Regions from separate parts of the Homo sapiens genome. Here regions 1 and 2 are each linked to region 3. Evidence: chromatin contacts called from ENCODE Hi-C or POLR2A ChIA-PET data. All regions are on one chromosome and are shown on one strand. The core of a region is the stretch at or near the end of the contact, and the rest is flanking DNA. Distances in the headings are between cores, read along the strand shown. Region 1 overlaps LOC101929532 (a long non-coding RNA gene). Region 2 overlaps RBMS1 (RNA binding motif single stranded interacting protein 1). Region 3 holds the start of PSMD14 (proteasome 26S subunit, non-ATPase 14).

Region 1 (3,574 bases), core at 606-3,105, 820 kb after region 3:
CTCCCAACTGGCCTCAGGCACAAGCTATACACACGCAGCCATCTCCACACTGGGTCTGTGCCTCCAGTCTTCCCATCCATCAGTCCATGGAGGCTGCTGCAAGGATGCGTGGCTAATCTAGAAAGCAGCCCTGCCTTCCATCTCTGGGAACGCACTCTCCTTCCCATTCAGTGGCTGCAGCAGCAGCTGCCCCGTTGGAATGCACAGAGCTTCCTGGCCCCAGCTCCTTGGTCCAGAGATGAGCTCCTAGACTAAAGCTGGGCCTATACGTCTTCTTCCTTGGAATTTTGAATTTGGAAACAAGAGAATTGGGCCAGTCTGTCTCTGGATTGTCAAGACTGGGAGCTTAAAATTCAGAAGCTTTGGGTGTCCATTAGTGTAAGCTGGAGAAACAGAAAGAGCAAGTGGAGAGGAAGAAGCCCAAAGAAGCAGCAGCGGGCGATGAATGAGGCAGCACCACTGTGCTCCCCCTCCCTAGCTCTGTTGCTTTGCTCTTTTTGGATGCTCAGTTACTCCTTGGATTCCTTGGATTCCCAGTATTCCTCAGATAAGCCTTTCCTTTTGCTGAAGCAAATGTAAATGTTTTTCTGTCCTCTACATTTAAAAGTGTGCTAATAAATATTTTGAAAGGACAAATCTGATCTGTATCATTCAACAGCTGCTCATTACCTGCACATCAAGTGCAAATTCTTTAGCATGGCTTTTGAGGCCTCTCATGACCTCTGAAGCCTCATCTCTGACTTGCCCTTGCTTTCTCCCTTCTCCCAGCCCCCCTCCCTCCTCCCTGTCTGTCCTCCATGCTCCAGCCACATTCCAATGCTTCTCACTTTCCACACTGCTGCATTCTACCAGCTTCTCACCACACCGTTCCCTCTCCATGAAATACTTCTCCACCACTCTTCCTCCCCCAGAAGCACTGAATCATCCTTCAGATCCCAGCTTAGGCATTATTTCCTCCCAAAGTCCTCTTAGGACCCCTAAGACTGGGTTGTTTGCTCTTCATATGCTATCCCATAGCACCTTGTTCGTAACTGTGTTGTAGCTTTTATTGCTTGGCATCAAAATGGCCTGTTTATTTGGAGGAGACACTAAGCTCTGTGAGGGAAGAACAGTATTTGCCTCACTGTTGTACCCCCCGCCCCAATGCTTTATACTTTACCTAGAATACAGTTTGCGCCCAAATATTTGTTCAATAAACAAACGAATATATACAGAGAACCATGTCTCTTATCTAAGTGAGAACAACTGAGGCCCAAGTGTGCTGTAAACTTTTTTTCAGGAAAGTGTCCAATCAGCCTCATTTCTGCTTAGACTAGGGTCTGTAAATCTCTAATAATATTTTTGAGAGCTGCTGTCTCAGGCTTCACAACCAGACAAATGCTTTTAATGTATGCAACTTTCTCTTATGCTAAATCAGAGCGAAATGCACATGAATCGATATAAAGATTATCTGCATTTTGTGGACATGGGTGGTCCAGACACCCACAAGGAGATAAATAAATGTTTGAGGTGGGTCCTTCAATGATTTTTACAACGGATGCCAATTTGGCAAGCTTGACTGGGCCCTACCAGTGTGAGGAACCATGATTTTGGTATGATGTTGGGGAATTTGTGGCTTCCATCTGCTGGTTATCTCACAAAATGTAGAGCTGAGAAAAATCACATACTGATTAAATCATAGAATCCCACACTTGGAAGGGACTTCATGAGATGATCTGGGCCCGCCTCCTGAAGGTCAATGCATAAATCATCTTGTGCAGATGGCTGTTTATACTATTTTTAAAGCTCTTTAAGGATGGAGATTACACAGCTTCCCTTGGTAGTCTGATCTTCATGGTCAAGAACTTCCTTTTTTAAAAGCCCAGCTCCTCACTGCAGTTTGGCTCATTTCCTCTTTTTGTCAGCTCTCTGTGAACATGGAGAACACATGATCAACCTTTCCTGCTAATTATCTCTGGCCCACACCTGTACCCTAGCAATTAATTATTAGGATTTATGCTATTTTTCCCCTCCCAAGCTATGCAGTTGCAATTCCTTAATTTTTTTCAGAAGACTTATTTTTTTCCTCCTCAATTACTTTTGTAATTTATACTTTTTCTCCTTAGAGTCTGTCCCATAGCTCATTATATAAAACTAGTAATAGCAGCTCTCCTCAAGTCCTAATCAGCTGTAAATAAACAGCAAAGCTTTCATCTTTTCTTACTCCAGTATCATATTTGCTGTTTAGATCACAGCACTTCCTTTTTGTTTGTGGTGTAGATTAGGTTCCACAATAAACTTCAAGCCTTTTACTGTCAAACTGCTACTTTCTACATGTCATATCTGTGTAATTCGCCTTTGTTTTTTTGATAGACTGAGTAATGCTCCCCCACCCCAAAGATGTCCGTGTCCTGGTCCCCAGGACTGTGAATATGTTACCTTGCCTGGCAAAAGGGACTTTGCAGATATGAGTAAGGACCTTGAGATGGGGAGAGTATCCAGAATTATTCAGGTGGGCCCAATGTAATCACAGGGGTCCTTATCAAACAGAGGCCCGGAGGATCTGGGTAGGAGAGAAAAGATGGCCGCAGAGATGAGAGTGATGGGCTTTGAGGATGGAGGAAGGAGCCACAAGCCAAGCAATGCAGCCGCAGGAGCTGGAAAAGGCAAGGAAACGGACTTTCCCCTGGAACTCCCATGGAGAAGCATGGCCCTGACCTGCCCACACCTTGATAGTAGCTCATTGAAACCTGTTTGGGCTTCTGATTTGCGGAGATGTAAAGCAATACATTTGTGTTGTTTTAAGCAGCTAAGTTTGTGGTGATTTGTTACAGCAGCAATAAGAAACATACAATTTACTAATATAATAATCTGTGCTTGTCTTGAACGTCATGGTCTTATTCAACAGAGCATTTTTTGATTTATAGAGGTTTCTTGATACTGTGTTCTCATCATCCAAAGCCACATCAAAATGAGTGGTTATTTACTAGACTATTGATAACCTTAACTTCTTATCAACTGTTTTAAAGTAATTTATGTACTAGAGGATTCCATTTATTGAACAGGTTCTATGTACCACATATTTGAGCTTGGAATGTGCTATCTCACTTAAGCGTGACAACAAAACCACAAGGCAGAGATTATTATCGGAGCCCCATTTTACTGGGGCTTGGAGCAGTGCAGCAGTGCAGCTAGTTGCTAATGGAGCTGACAGTCAAGCTCCAGCCTGCTTGATTTTAAAGTCTATCCTCTCTCTACCATGATGACCTGCCACTGTGCTGTGCTCACTTTCTCTAGTGGAGTACAAAATTGTGAAGAATCTGAAGCATTGAATTTTCAAGGAAGATGTGTTACTATATGTAATTTTCTTGGGAAAAAAAAGCTGGTTTCCTAGAAATGCTATGTAATTATTCCAGATGTCAGATTGAAATGATTTCAAACACCCAAACCAAAATTATAATTGTTGAAAAGTGAGAGGGATCACTCAAAAACATTAGTTGGGAAAGCAAAAGCTCTCTCTGTCTTGGCAGGAACCTATACTTTCCCTGGGGAAATATCATTTCTAAGGAGCAAAACTTCTGAATTAGTTTTCAGC
Region 2 (3,460 bases), core at 18-2,517, 900 kb before region 3:
CGTCTCTACTAAAAATACAAAAAATTAGCCGGGCATAGTGGCGGGCGCCTGTAGTCCCAGCTACTCAGGAGGCTGAGGCAGGAGAATGGCGTGAACCCAGGAGGCGGAGCTTGCAGTGAGCCGAGATCACGCCGCTGCACCCCAGTCTGGGTGACAGAGTGAGACCCCGTCTCAAAAAAAAAAAAAAAAAAAAAAAAAATTAAAAGACTCTAAGACTAGAGAAGGATATCTAAAAGCCAACAAAATGTATGTTCTATAATGGTGAATGACATAAAAGGAGAGAATATAAGGCATATATGTTTTAAAAAAACAATGTCCACCGGGGTTCAAAAGTTCCAAACTTAACTAGGTACTGTGTTCTTAAGTAAAGCATTACAAAGAGATAAGATAGATTGTCTACCCTCAACAAAATCTAAAATGTAATGAAGTCACTCAAACACAAAGAATGCAACGTAAGAAAAAAAAACATAACTATGAGACCCTGTATATAACATACACACTCAATTATAGATTATTCATAAGTGCTTAGTTGTAAGAGTGATTACAGGGACAGATCCTGGTGAGGTTCATCTGAAAAAGTTCCTCGACCTTTGAAACAAATATGTTCTAACACATAGAAAGTAAGAAAACAGTCCAGAGAGACTGCAAGTTATCATGGTAAAAACGGGGCTTTGGAAGAACCTGTCCTAGAGATGCTCATCCTCTTTTTTTTTTGAGACGAAGTCTCGCTCTGTTACCAGGCTGCAGTGCAGTGGCGCGATCTCAGCTCACTGCAACCTCTGCCTCTCGGGTTCCAGCGATTCTTCTGCCTCAGCCTCCCGAGTAGCTGGGACTACAGGCGTGTGCCACCACGCCTGTCTAATTTTTGTATTTTTAGTAGAGATGATGTTTCACCATGTTGGCCAGGATGGTCTCGATCTCTTGACCTCGTGATCCGCCCATCTCGGCCTCCCAAAGTTCTGGGATTACAGGCCTGAGCCACCGCACCTCACCAATGCTCATCCTCTTTCAAGGGAAACAGACTTTGCTGCCTGGGCTGTCCTATGTCTTCCTCCCTCACCTCACTCAGCTGGTAGGTAAAGAAGCTGTGGGAATCTGATCCAAGGGCAACTGACAGGCCAGTGACCTATGACCTGGCTGGGACTGAAAAAATGAGCAGGACCAATCCAATTCTCACCCTTGGGGATTTGATTCTGAAAACTTCAATGGCTGAACCAGTTACTAAGGGGCCAGCAACTATAAGAGTGCCAGGGGTAGAGTTGAGGCCACAACAAGCCAAAACCATATGCAAGCCAAGGTTATGAGGAAGCAGAAACTATGAGTAAACAGGAAGCTTACTGGCAGCGGGCAGAGAGTAGAGCATGCCAGGAGTGGGTGAGCATTTGGCCATGAAATGATGGAGGGGGCTGCAGTCCCTAGAGCTGCTTTGGCTCTTAAGACTTACAACAGCCCCTCCACATGTGTACTTAAAACACCCTTCTTCAGAAAGCTTAAAGGAATCTGGACTTTGCAATCCAAGGAACAGAATTAAAGCAGAACCAAGCAGATCTGGGTCCATATTTCAGCTTCCCACTTGTGCTCTGGGCAAGTTTGCTAACCTCTCTTGAGTGCCAGACTCCTCACAAAATTGTCTTAAGTACAGTACATGGACAAAAGTGTCAAACTCAGTAAATGGCAGTTGTTGTTATTTTTTTCCAGGTTTTATCATGGTGATGCCTAGATTTAAATGGTTGCACTGTGCAAATAACTGATGCTGAACATCAAAGAACAGGAGCAAGGGTACAGCAGGAATTAAGCACAAGCAAATTTAGGCAAGGGGAGGGCATTTTTGTAAAAAACTGTTAAATGGCTGAATGAATATTCTTTCTAAGGTTGTGTATACTGCAGATTTAACTTTAAAAGGAAAACGAAAGTCTAAAAAAAGGTCTGTTTCAAGAGCCTAGGTGCACTGAAGTTTTTCTTCATCTGTTTTTGTCCAGTTTCCTTTAAAGAAGTTAGGTGTTGGAGAAGAGCCATTTTTGAATGAATTGGAAGACTGTGAGCAGTATCAGAGATCACTCTCATAAGCCAGGAGGTGTATACCAACTAGAATAATAAGGATGCAGCCACCAGTACATGCAGAAGCCTGCAATCTAAAATAGGAGATGACACACATAGGTAATAATGCCTTCTGCCACTTAAAAGAGCTCATATACCTGAAATTAGAGAATTGAATTTGAAAGACATTTGTCCCAAAGCAACAATTTTAAAATGAAAGTTTCATTTTTAAACCTTTCACGTCTCATTTAACTTTCACAACAACCTTTGAGGTTGGAAGGGTTATAAGCCTCAATGTACAGATGAAAGAAAAAAAGTTAAGGCTGGGTGACCTATCCACAAAGCTAGTAAGCAAGTAGCAAACTAGGATTAAAATCTAGACCTGGCTAGGGTTAAAAGATTTACTAAGTCTTATGCTCTCTAAAACTCTGTAACGCCGCATCTCAAAAAAAGCCTTATAGATGATGATGCTTCAATTCCTAGGTGAGTACTTGTAAACCATAGAGCGCCCAAATTGCTTGCTGTACACTAATAATGCAAGACATTAAGTGATAAGTGCCAGGCAAGTGTTCTAGACAATCGTGTGCTATGGGAGTCCACAGCAGGGAGAGATCAATATTGGATATAACATGGGCGTGGGAAGCTCAACTGTATAAATGTTTTGTTAGAAGGATACTCAGAAAGAAGCATTGTGCAGATGATCAGAAAAACAGAACTACAGATAGAAGGCTAGCATGAGGGACAATGCAGACTTGGGGTAATCACTGCTGAAATCATTGCTAATTGATGAACTTCCTAAAAGGGGAAGGTGAGGCGTCCTAGAGGACCCAACACCCTAATACACATATTACCGAGCCCCACATAAAAGAGTAAGCTTTGAATGAAATTACTACAAAGAAAGTATGGTGGCGAAGCTAAGCTTTGAAAGAAGGAAAAAAAATGGGGGCAGAGAAGATGTCCAAGAGATAAGAATAGAACACCTCTATCAAGAAAAGAACTGACCTACAGCAGGTTCTATCCCTCTATTGCTGTTGAACCATTTCAGGCACCCATTTTTATTTGGGTGAAATTGAAAGGTGAAAGGAATTAAGAGGAAAAATTCATTCAACACTATATCAGACTGCAACCTTTAATGCATAAAATATAGCCACACTGTATAGGTTAGTATATGCAGTTCACACCAAAAAAAACCTATTTACTTTTGAGAGTCTATGTATAAGAGCTCACAAAGCCTCTGGCTCCCAGCAAAACAGGAGAAAAAAAAAGAAGAAAAAATAGGGGGTCAGCAGATTCTTTCTGTTCTTTCCTCGTACAAAATAGAGTTGATAAAGTACCCTATTTCTAAAGTAGCAGCAACATTTTCTATTATTTACTATTTTGCTTTTTAAAAAATCTGCAATTCTTATTCCAAACGTAAAGGCTC
Region 3 (3,556 bases), core at 522-3,021:
ACACCCTAAGCACCTTCTACAGTCTCAGGAATATGTTAGCGTTTTTCAAAGCCCTATGGACATCTTATTCCCCAGCTAAATACTTTAGTATGGCTGGAGCAAAAGGTGCTCCAAACAAAGTTTAAGGGTTTTTTTTTTTTTTGACCTTTATAATGAATGTTATGGGGAGCCACTAGTGGAATTTTAAATAAAGAAGGAGCATGACTACATATAGCACAAAAATTTTTACCAGTGAGGTGGAGAATGGATTAAAAGGAATCAGACCGAAGGCGGAAAGATCAAAGAGCATTCTAAAAAAGTAGCCTGGGGAACATGGTGAAATCCTGTCTCTACTAAAAAAATAAAATAAATAAAAACATAAATAAAAATTAACTGGGCATGGTGGCAAGCGCCTGTAGCCCTAGCTACCTAGGAGGCTGAAGTGGGAGGGTTGCCTGAGCCCGGGGACGGGATGTTGCAGTGAGCCCAGATGGCGCCACTGCACTCCAGCCTGCGTGACAAAGCAAGACCCTAACTCAAAAATGCATTAATAAATAAATACATATAAAATAAAATAAAATAAAAAAGAAGTGAGGAAGGTCTGAGTTAAGGCCAAAGTGGGGAGTATTTAGAAGGGGAAGTGGTGGATTGGAAAAGCTGTTATGGAGATTACACATTTCATGGTTTCTACAGTGGGGAGAGATGAAAAAGAGGCAAGTGTTCATACTCTTAAGTTTCTGATTAGGAAAATTATTTGGAGGACGGGGCTACTCACCCCCTCCTCCCATAAAAAATGAATAGAGAGGCATAGGTTTGGGGGGGAAGCATAAAGATGTGGATCCAAATATTACCTATGAGTAAAATAATCTTTGTGTTTTTAAAGGTATTAATATCTTAAAGCAATTGTGCTACTCAAATCACAGTTTGGATCCAGGCGCTGTAATCTTTCCTCACCCTCTGTCCAGTAGATTCATCACCATTCTCGATTTAGGAATGCTTTAAAGATGCTTGTTATTTGGAACATATTTGAGAAAGTGACAGGAACGTGGCAAACAAGCTGCCTTAAACAGAGACTGTACCTAGACCTAGAGTGTAATATCAACTTGTCAAGTATATCTTCTGCAACTTTGCTTTTTGAAAGCCTAGCACAAAGTAGATCATGAGTAAAATGTGATTGCCGATAATTACATGGAGAAATGTGAATAAATGACTCTTTAAACCCTGTAAACTAAACTCGGCTTAAAATAGGTGGTTTGAACATTTGGGAAACCTTAGTTTTCCCTGAAATCCAATCCTTGCAAAGCAATAATGACAAGAGGTGGATAAAGCGGACTTACAGAAAAGGGCGTCTTACCGGTCCCCTCTAATCACACCATCCCCCCTCTTTTAAAAAAATTTTCTTCTCAGATAACCAAGTTAAATCTAGCTCAAATGAACCTTTTAGTTTTTGAGGAGGGCAATAATAGTAGTGAACACCAAAACGAAAGGGGATCTGGGCTTCAAAATACTAACAGTTCTATTTCCTAGCCAGTCGTCTCCCGGGCTGGATGTGCCGCCGTCCCAGATCTCAGCGGCGGCCGCAGAGCGCAGAGGTAGGGAGAGAAAAAGGAGGCGTCGGCGGGGCGCGAGCGACCAGGGCGCTAAGTGCCGCCTCACAGTCCTGCCAGAGACAGGAGACGCCGGGCCGCCCGCGCCGTCTGTCCCAAGAGCTCCTCCTGGACATCCGCTTGACTCTCCGTCGTCTCCAATTGGCCGTCGGGGAACGGAAGCCGAAGCAAACTAGTGAACCCGGAAGTGCTTCGCGGCGGAGGCCCGGGCAACTCTTTTGAATGGAATCGGGCTGATTCATCGCCGGTTTGCAGACAGAGCCGCGTCGGGTGTGCGCCGCTGCTGCTGTTGCCTCTGTCTTCGCGTCACCACAGAGGCAAGACAAGGGTCCATATCGCGGCATCCGGCTCCCGCCCGTCTTCAGGTAAGACCCAGAAGGCAGGCCTGGGAGGTCTGGGGAGGCAGCCGTGCTAGGCCGCCGCCAGCCCCGTGCTTTCCTGAGTCACGTTGCCCAGCTGAGTTGCCACAGGAGGCCTGGGCCGCGAGGGAGGAGCCCGGCCTCCTTCATTCTCTTCGCCTGCTCTCAGGGCTCTCTGGCAGGGTCAGGTCTGGATGTCGCCTCCTTTCTCCATTCTTTTCTGTTTGGCCGAATTCACATCATGGGAACCTCTTCCATCTATATAGAGAGAATCCTTGTTTATGGCCTGTTTGTCTGTGCTCTATCCATAGTTGTTAACCGGTCTGCTTTGAAGTTTTTCAAAGCAGACCGGGAAAACAAGGGAGAGAGAGTAGAATTAACTTTCCCATTGAATACGTTTGTTTTATCTCTTGTCCTTCCTGTAAGCCTTAACCCTTTTTCTGTTAGTGTTAGGTTTTCAGCTCCCTCCAAAAAGTAAACAAAAGTCCTGCAGATACACTGCTTTTGGACCTTGAATATCTTAAAAACAAAGTGTGCTACTATGGCTGTTAACTTACTTTCAATATCATACTAATTGAGTAATTGTTGGTAAATTGATTACATTTCTCGTTTTAAGTAAAGTAGAAATCTGCTACCGTATGTTACATCTTGCAACTTAATTTTCCTGGGGATGTAGCTCTGTGTCTGTCAAAAGAAAAAGAATGTAAACTTTTGAGTCTATAAACCTAGTGACTGAAGGAAAAATTCTCGAGAAAATAAATGGTAATATAAGTTGATAAAATATTATGGAAAGGCAGGGGAAAGGGTTTAAAAATGAGCATAAAATAGAGTTATAGTGTGAAAGTGATTTTGTTCCACTGGTCACAAGTGTTTTTTTAGTGCTTCTGACTTAATGTGTTTGAGAAAAGCAGCAAGACATGCACTGATACTGTAGAAATAACAAAAACATGAACACAGTTTTAGTGGAGATGATTAATATAATGGTGGCCTTCCTGTCACGTAAGGCTACCTACCAGCTGACTCATTTGAAGTTTAGAGGTTAAGATATATAGTGGTTCTGAATTAACTACAGTTAAGGTGTGTTTAGTGAAGTGCTATTTAGTGAAAAAGGCTAAATGTTGTCTTGAATTTGTCCCTAAATCTTGCCAAGGGAAGAAAGTTTTCAAGTGATGATCTTTTATTGATGCTTCACCTGTTGACTTTGGGAGTTTTTGGTTTTTTGTTTTTTTTTCAGCCTAAAGTGCTTGGTAAATAATACATTGCCATTTTAATTTAGGCCGGGTGCGGTGGCTCACACCTGTAATCCCAGCACTTTGGGAGGCTGAGGTGGGCAGATCATGAGATGATCCAGCCTGGCCAAGACTAGCCTGGCTAACATAGTGAAAACCCGTCTCTACTAAAAGTATAAAAAAATCAGCCGGGCATGGTGGCACGTGCCTGTATTCCCAGCTACCTCAGGAGGCTGGAGGTGGAACCTGGGAGGTGGAGGTTGCAGTGAGCCAAGATCGCGCAACTGCACTCCAGCTTGGGCAACAGAGTGAGACTTTGTCTCAAAAAAAAGAGAAAAAGCTGAATTTTAATCTGTTTGACATGGGTTCATCTTATTTTCAT

The links. Hi-C counts contacts between places; a loop is a spot of excess contacts on that map. ChIA-PET counts read pairs that join two places held with the same protein, here RNA polymerase II (POLR2A). Pooled maps may share reads with other maps.
Region 1: a map of naive thymus-derived CD4-positive, alpha-beta T cell shows a loop between it and region 3 (2.9-fold over the local background). The contact joins the enhancer-like site here to the promoter of PSMD14 in region 3. A Hi-C loop is called at or near these places in 1 of 168 maps with a recorded cell type or tissue (naive thymus-derived CD4-positive, alpha-beta T cell) and 9 of 50 pooled maps.
Region 2: a map of naive thymus-derived CD4-positive, alpha-beta T cell shows a loop between it and region 3 (6-fold over the local background). The contact joins the enhancer-like site here to the promoter of PSMD14 in region 3. A Hi-C loop is called at or near these places in 1 of 168 maps with a recorded cell type or tissue (naive thymus-derived CD4-positive, alpha-beta T cell), 1 of 37 single-sample maps with no recorded cell type and 6 of 50 pooled maps. POLR2A ChIA-PET finds 5 or more read pairs at or near these places in 1 of 52 experiments (activated T-cell).

What each region holds. Positions count from the first base shown.
Region 1 is chr2:162,124,501-162,128,074 of GRCh38, forward strand. All of the region lies in intron 1 of LOC101929532 (a long non-coding RNA gene), which reads left to right. Among named protein-coding and RNA genes, the nearest start is that of GCG, 26 kb to the right of the region's middle. Within about 2 kb of position 1,856, at least 2 of the 41 ENCODE cell types and tissues checked have a DNase peak (open chromatin) inside an H3K27ac peak, as active enhancers do.
Region 2 is chr2:160,410,049-160,413,508 of GRCh38, forward strand. All of the region lies in intron 1 of RBMS1 (RNA binding motif single stranded interacting protein 1), which reads right to left. Among named protein-coding and RNA genes, the nearest start is that of MIR4785, 3.9 kb to the left of the region's middle. Within about 2 kb of position 1,268, at least 11 of the 41 ENCODE cell types and tissues checked have a DNase peak (open chromatin) inside an H3K27ac peak, as active enhancers do.
Region 3 is chr2:161,306,654-161,310,209 of GRCh38, forward strand. PSMD14 (proteasome 26S subunit, non-ATPase 14) reads left to right here and starts at 1,772. Exons shown (of 12, transcript NM_005805.6): 1 at 1,772-1,951. RefSeq lists an enhancer at 1,640-2,099.